Regions from separate parts of the Homo sapiens genome. Here region 2 is linked to region 1. The links are chromatin contacts, found by Hi-C or POLR2A ChIA-PET in ENCODE. All regions are on one chromosome and are shown on one strand. Each heading gives the region's core, a stretch centred on a gene start or an enhancer-like site at or near the end of the contact. The rest is flanking DNA. Distances are from core to core; before and after follow the strand shown. Region 1 holds the start of TRIM56 (tripartite motif containing 56). Region 2 overlaps SLC12A9-AS1 (SLC12A9 antisense RNA 1).

Region 1 (2,700 bases), core at 52-2,551:
AGCTTAGGGGGCTTTAATCCTCCAAGCCCCATACACCTGCCTTCTTTTTATTTTATTTTAGTTTTTAGCAATAGGGTCACCCTCTGTCACCCAGGCTGGAGTGCAGTGGCGTGATCGTAGTTCACTGCAGCCTCAAACTCCTAGACTCAAGTCTTTTGAGTAGTTGGGAGTACAGGCATGTGCCACCATGCCCAGCCTTTTTTTTTTTTTTTTTTTTTTTTGAGACAGAGTCTCACTCTGTTGCCCAGGCTGGAGTGCAGTGGTGCGATCTTGGCTCACTGCCACCTCCACCTGCCAGGTTCAAGTGATTCTCCTGCCTCAGCCTCCCGAGTAGCTGTGATTACAGGTGCGCACCATCACACCCGGCTAATTTTTGTATGTTTAGTAGAAATGGAGTTTGGCCCTATTGGCCAGGCTGGTCTTGAACTCCTGACCTCAGGTGATCCGCCCTCCTCGGTCTCCCAAAGTGCTGGGATTATAGGCGTGAGCCACCATGCCCAGGGGCCCAGCCAGCCCATTTTTTAAAAATTATCACTTTTTGTAGAGATGGGGTCTTGCTATGTTGCCCAGGCTGGTCTCCAACTCCTGGCCTCAGGCTATCCTCCCGTCTCGGCCTTCCCAAAGCATTAGGATTACAGGCATGAGCCACCGCACCCGCCTGGCCTTACACCTGTCTTCTGCTAGACCTGGGGCAGCATCGCGGGTGGTGGAGGCCCCACTTTCTGCATTTAACAGTTTCTAAAGCGGATTCTGGAGCGGGCAGAAAAAACGCTAGGGGAAGGGCTGGTCCCCTTCCCGCTGCTGGCTCACCCTCTGATAGACTTGGCCTTGGCTTATCTCCTGGAGTCCTGTTCTTTTAGCTTTTCCTGCTGAATGCATTCCAGAAACCTCTGGAGGGAGGGAGTCCCGAGCTCCTGGCACAGTGGCTGAGACCTACTTGTTGGGCAGACTAGGTGGAATGTCCCCTTTTCTGGAGCTGGGAGGAGACCTCAGAGAGTGGGACGGGGTCTTTCTTGCGGGGACCTGTGGCCACGGAGCGGGAGGGAGGCGAGTGCAGTTTCCCTCCTGCCCTCTCCTCCTGCCTTCCGGGTGCCTCTTCACGCCCTCCCTTTCCTTCCCTTCCTCCTCCTCCCGCGCTCTCTCTCCACTCCCCTCCCCCTACTCCCTCCGCTCGGTCCTTCCTATAGCTGTGCCGCCCCCCACCCCTTACCTAGCCAGAGCTGATCTTGACCTCTAGGATGGTGAGGGGGCCTGAGGCCTGGAGGCCGCCGTTGCTGGGTGCCTGGAAAAGAAACAAAACTGAAACTAATTGTACTTGTGGTGCAACTTCCGTCCCAGCCAGGGACACACCGACTCGCCTCGCACAGCCTCAGGCCCCGCCTTCCTCCCCACCCGGCCCCGTCCTCTCCCGCCAAGGCCCCCACCCCGGCAGGCAGCTGGCAGGCTTGGGCTGGAGTCCACCAGCCAGGTCGGCCTGTCAGTCCAGCCTCAGGGCTAAGTGTGTGTATGTCACAAACAGGGAACTACCTGAGGGCGGGTTCTCTGAGTAGAGGGTGGAGGGTCACAGGGTTTATTTGTGGGAAGAAATGAGAGCTCATCTGTGATTCAGAGACCAGGGTAACTAGACACATGGCCTCAGGGCGGGTCTGCAGATTTGCTAACACCTCAGGCAGGCAGGTGCCTGCAAAGCTTCAAGAGAGGCCTTTCATTCCATAAACCGTTGCTGAGCTGTAGGAGAGGCTGTGGGGGATCAGGTAAGAAGCCTCTTGCTGAGGGAACAGCACAGGCTTCCTGGAGAAGGCATCAATGAGATGAGTTTAAAGAAGGCGGGAGGATTGCTTCAGCCCAGGAGTTCAAGACCAGCTTGGGCAATATGGTGAGACCCAGTCTCCATAAAAAATTCGCTAGCCGTGCATGGTAGCGCATACCTGTAATCCCAGATACTCAGGAGACTGAGGCAGGAGAATCACTTGAACCTGGGAGGTCGAGGCTGCAGTGAGCCATGATGGTGACACTGCACTCCAGCCTGGATGACAGAGCAAGACCCTGTCTAAAAAATAAAACAGTAAGAGGGCATAGAGGGCTGGAGAACACTGAGAAGAATGTTCCTGTTCCAGGTACTGGGAGCAGCAAGGGTACATCCCCATTTAGGATGATGTGTGTGGAGAGGATACGAGAGTGTTGGCAGAGAAGCCTGCATTTTATCAAAAAAGACAAAAGAATCATTGCAGGAGATTTCCCTCAACATTTCATGAAAAAATAATTTTTATTTTGAGACAAAGCCTCGCTCTGTCGCCCAGGCTGGAGTGCAGTGGTGTGATCTTAGCTCACAGCAACCTCCGCTTCCCGGGTTCAAGCGATCCTCCTGCCTCAGCCTCCAAAGTAGCTGGGATTACGGGCACTCACTGCCACGCCCAGCTAATTTTTGTATTTTTAGTAGAGATGGGGTTTCACTATGTTGGCCAGGCTGGTCTCGAACTTCTGACCTCAAGTGATCCACCCACCTTGGCCTCCCAAAGTGCTGGGATTACAGGCGTGAGCCAACATGCACAGCCTCATTTTATGAAAAATTCAAAGCACAAAGAAGTTGAAAGAATTGCGGTGAACACCCATATCTCCACCACTTCTGTTCTACAATTATCATTTTACCGTAATTAATTCATGACATACCTATGCATGTTTGTACCTTTTTATCCACAT
Region 2 (2,772 bases), core at 257-2,756, 250 kb after region 1:
TGTGACTGGGGGCTGCATGCACCGGTAATTAGATCGGAACAAAACAGGATAAGCATTTTCACAGTGCCTTTCTATACAATGTCTGTAATTTACAGATAACATGGCTGATTAGGTCAGAGGTCGATCTTCAACTACTAGGCCTAAGTTATGGCACCGGGCTGTCTGCTTGTAGATTTTATTTCTGCCTTTTAGTTTTTACTTTTTCTTTCTTTAGAGGCAGAAATTAGGCATAAGACAATATGAAAGGTAGTCTCCTCCTTTACTAAAAATGCAAAAAAATTAGCCGGCGTGGTGCTACACACCTGTAATCCTAGGTACTGGGGAGGGTGAAGTGGGCAGATCGCTTGAGCCCCAGAGGCCAGGTCGCAGTGAGCCAAGATCGCGTCACTGTACACCAGCCTTGGTGACAGAGTGAGACTCTGTCTCAAAATAAATAAATAAATAATAGTATCTCCTCTGCTCAGAAGTGTCTCAGAATGCTAGGCATGGTGGCCCATGCCTGTAATGTGGCCTCTCCATCACCACATCTCTCTTCTCACCTCCTGCGCGTGCCCCACTAGGGCCTCTGGGCTGTTCCTCAGACAACTCCAGAACCTCTTTTAGGTCTTCTGGACTCAAATATTATCTTCCTAGTGAAATCTTCCCTGCGAATCCCATTTAAAATTGAACCACATGGCTGGGTGCTATACTCCCAATGCTTTGGAAGGTGGAGGCAGGAGGATCACTTGAGCCCAGGAGTGTGAGACCAGCCTGGGCAACATAGCAAGACTGTCTCCACAAAAAAATTTTACAACTTGAAATAGCCGGGTGCGGTGGCTCACGCCTGTAATCCCAGCACTTTGGGAGGCTGAGGCGGGCAGATCACGAGGTCAGGAGATCAAGACCATCCTGGCTAACATGGTGAAACCCTGTCTCTACTAAAAATACAAAAAAATTAGCCAGGCATGGTAGAGGGCGCCTGCAGTCCCAGCTACTTGGGAGGCTGAGGCAGGAGAATGGCGTGAACCCAGGAGGCTGAGCTTGCAGTGAGCGAAGATCACGCCACTGCACTCCAGCCTGGGCAACAGAGCAAGACTCTGTCTCAAAAAAAAAAAAAAAAAAAAAAAAAAATTGAAATAAATGTTTTAAAAATAAATAGATGAAATAAAATTGGCTCAGGTTTATAATCCCAACACTTTGGGAGGCCAAGTGTGGAGGATCACTTGAGGTCAAGAGTTCGAGGCTGCAATGAGGTATGACCTTGCCCATGCACTCAGCCTAGGCAACAGAGAGAGATCCTGTCTCAAAAAAAGAAAGGAAGTTAAGCTCCACGAAACAGGAGCTTCAGTTTTCTTCGCTGCTGCCCTGCGCCTGGAATAACCAAACATTCACTGTGGCTGCAGGAATCCTCCGGAATCCGCCCCACTGCACGCCAGCAGTCGGAGGCCTGGGGCGTGCTGCCCACGTGACTGACGGCCGGGAAGGAAAGATGGCGGCGACTATGATGGCTTCAGAGAGAGGGCAACCAACGAGAGGACGCCGCCCGCCAGAGCGTCCACACCGCCGCTTTTTCTGCGGTTGCGTCCTGGGAAGGCGCGAATTGTGTGGCTACGGGCGGGTCGTCCTCTCCACCATTTTTTAATGGAAAAAATAATAATTCTCAAAGACGGTTTGGTCTGACCTGCCTCCCCACCTCTTGGCATCCGCAGGATCGCAGGCGTGTAAAAGACGGGATTGTGGGACTGGGCCCAGTGACTCATGCCTGTAATCCCAGCGCTTTGCGGGGCCAAGGCCAGAGTATCTCTTGAGCCCAGGTGTTCGAGACCAGCCTGGGCAACATAGCGAGCCCCCATCTCTATTTTTAAAAATGGTGTATAGATATAGAGGAGATCGTGGGATTCAGTATCTGAGATTTTCTACCTTGGTGTCAACGCCCCTGTCAACCTATTAGGTGACCTCAGAGTGTTCCCCCAGCCCTCAATTCTAGGGATCCCAGATCCTGGAACACACACATGCCCCGTCTGCCCCTTCGGGACAAGGAGATCTAATGGCACTCTCAGAATTAGGCCTTAAATGCTAATTTCCTGGAGATCCGCCCACCTCACCCCCACCCTCCCCCACCCCATTCCTGCTGTAAACTCCCCAGGATTAAGTCTGGTGAATCTGCGCCCCCCTCCCCCAGGTCCCAGGGGCAGATGAGCCCTTGGGCACCGCCCCTCCAATTTCCTGCAGACCCAGCAAACAAAAGACTCTCGGGAAGAGAGGCGAGCTGAGCAGGGCGCCCTTCCTGCAAGAACAGCTGATGGGGCAAAACGGCCCAGGAGTGAGCCGAGGGGAGGGATGAAATTCCAGGGTTCCTGGAGGGCAGCAGTGCGAGGCTAGACCCCTGGATCCTGGGGAGGGAGGGTATCTGGGCAGCAGCTGGATGTGGAAGGCTCTGGCCAGACAGGTTGCTGGGCTGTGGCGCATGGGGTGATGTCAGCCTTAGGGAATGGAGCGGGGGGTGGGTTTTCTGAGGTTCAGGTGAGCTCTCTGGTCCCCAGGCTGGAAGAGTGGGGCCTGGGAGAGGGCTGAGGCCCTGCGTCATCTCCTCTGGGGCCCGGCCTACCTTCCCCTGGCCCGACCTGCTACCCTCGGTGCCGGCCCCACCCGGCCTGGCTTCCTGCTCCTCCCCACACACATCTTTCTGTGCCAAGCTTCCCTAACCAGCCCAAGAGCTTCTTGTCCCTTCCAGACCCCGGTATCCTGGCCTCCAGCCACAAATAGTCCTTCTTACTTTCCCTCCTAGAGCCA

Evidence for each region. Hi-C counts contacts between places; a loop is a spot of excess contacts on that map. ChIA-PET counts read pairs that join two places held with the same protein, here RNA polymerase II (POLR2A). Pooled maps may share reads with other maps.
Region 2: a loop to region 1 is called in a pooled map, with 4 times the contacts of the local background. The contact joins the enhancer-like site here to the promoter of TRIM56 in region 1. A Hi-C loop is called at or near these places in 5 of 50 pooled maps. POLR2A ChIA-PET finds 5 or more read pairs at or near these places in 4 of 52 experiments (A549, AG04449, Caco-2 and 1 more).

The regions. Positions count from the first base shown.
Region 1 is chr7:101,084,082-101,086,781 of GRCh38, reverse strand. TRIM56 (tripartite motif containing 56) reads right to left here and starts at 1,301. Exons shown (of 3, transcript NM_030961.3): 1 at 1,211-1,301. RefSeq lists enhancers at 1,691-1,740, 2,444-2,700.
Region 2 is chr7:100,836,190-100,838,961 of GRCh38, reverse strand. It overlaps SLC12A9-AS1 (SLC12A9 antisense RNA 1), which reads left to right. Exons shown (of 2, transcript NR_146550.1): 2 at 1,383-1,648. It also overlaps a transcript of SLC12A9 not described here. Among named protein-coding and RNA genes, the nearest start is that of EPHB4, 10 kb to the right of the region's middle. RefSeq lists enhancers at 1,329-1,408, 1,419-1,468, 926-1,845, 1,846-2,765, 2,766-2,772. Within about 2 kb of position 1,506, at least 32 of the 41 ENCODE cell types and tissues checked have a DNase peak (open chromatin) inside an H3K27ac peak, as active enhancers do.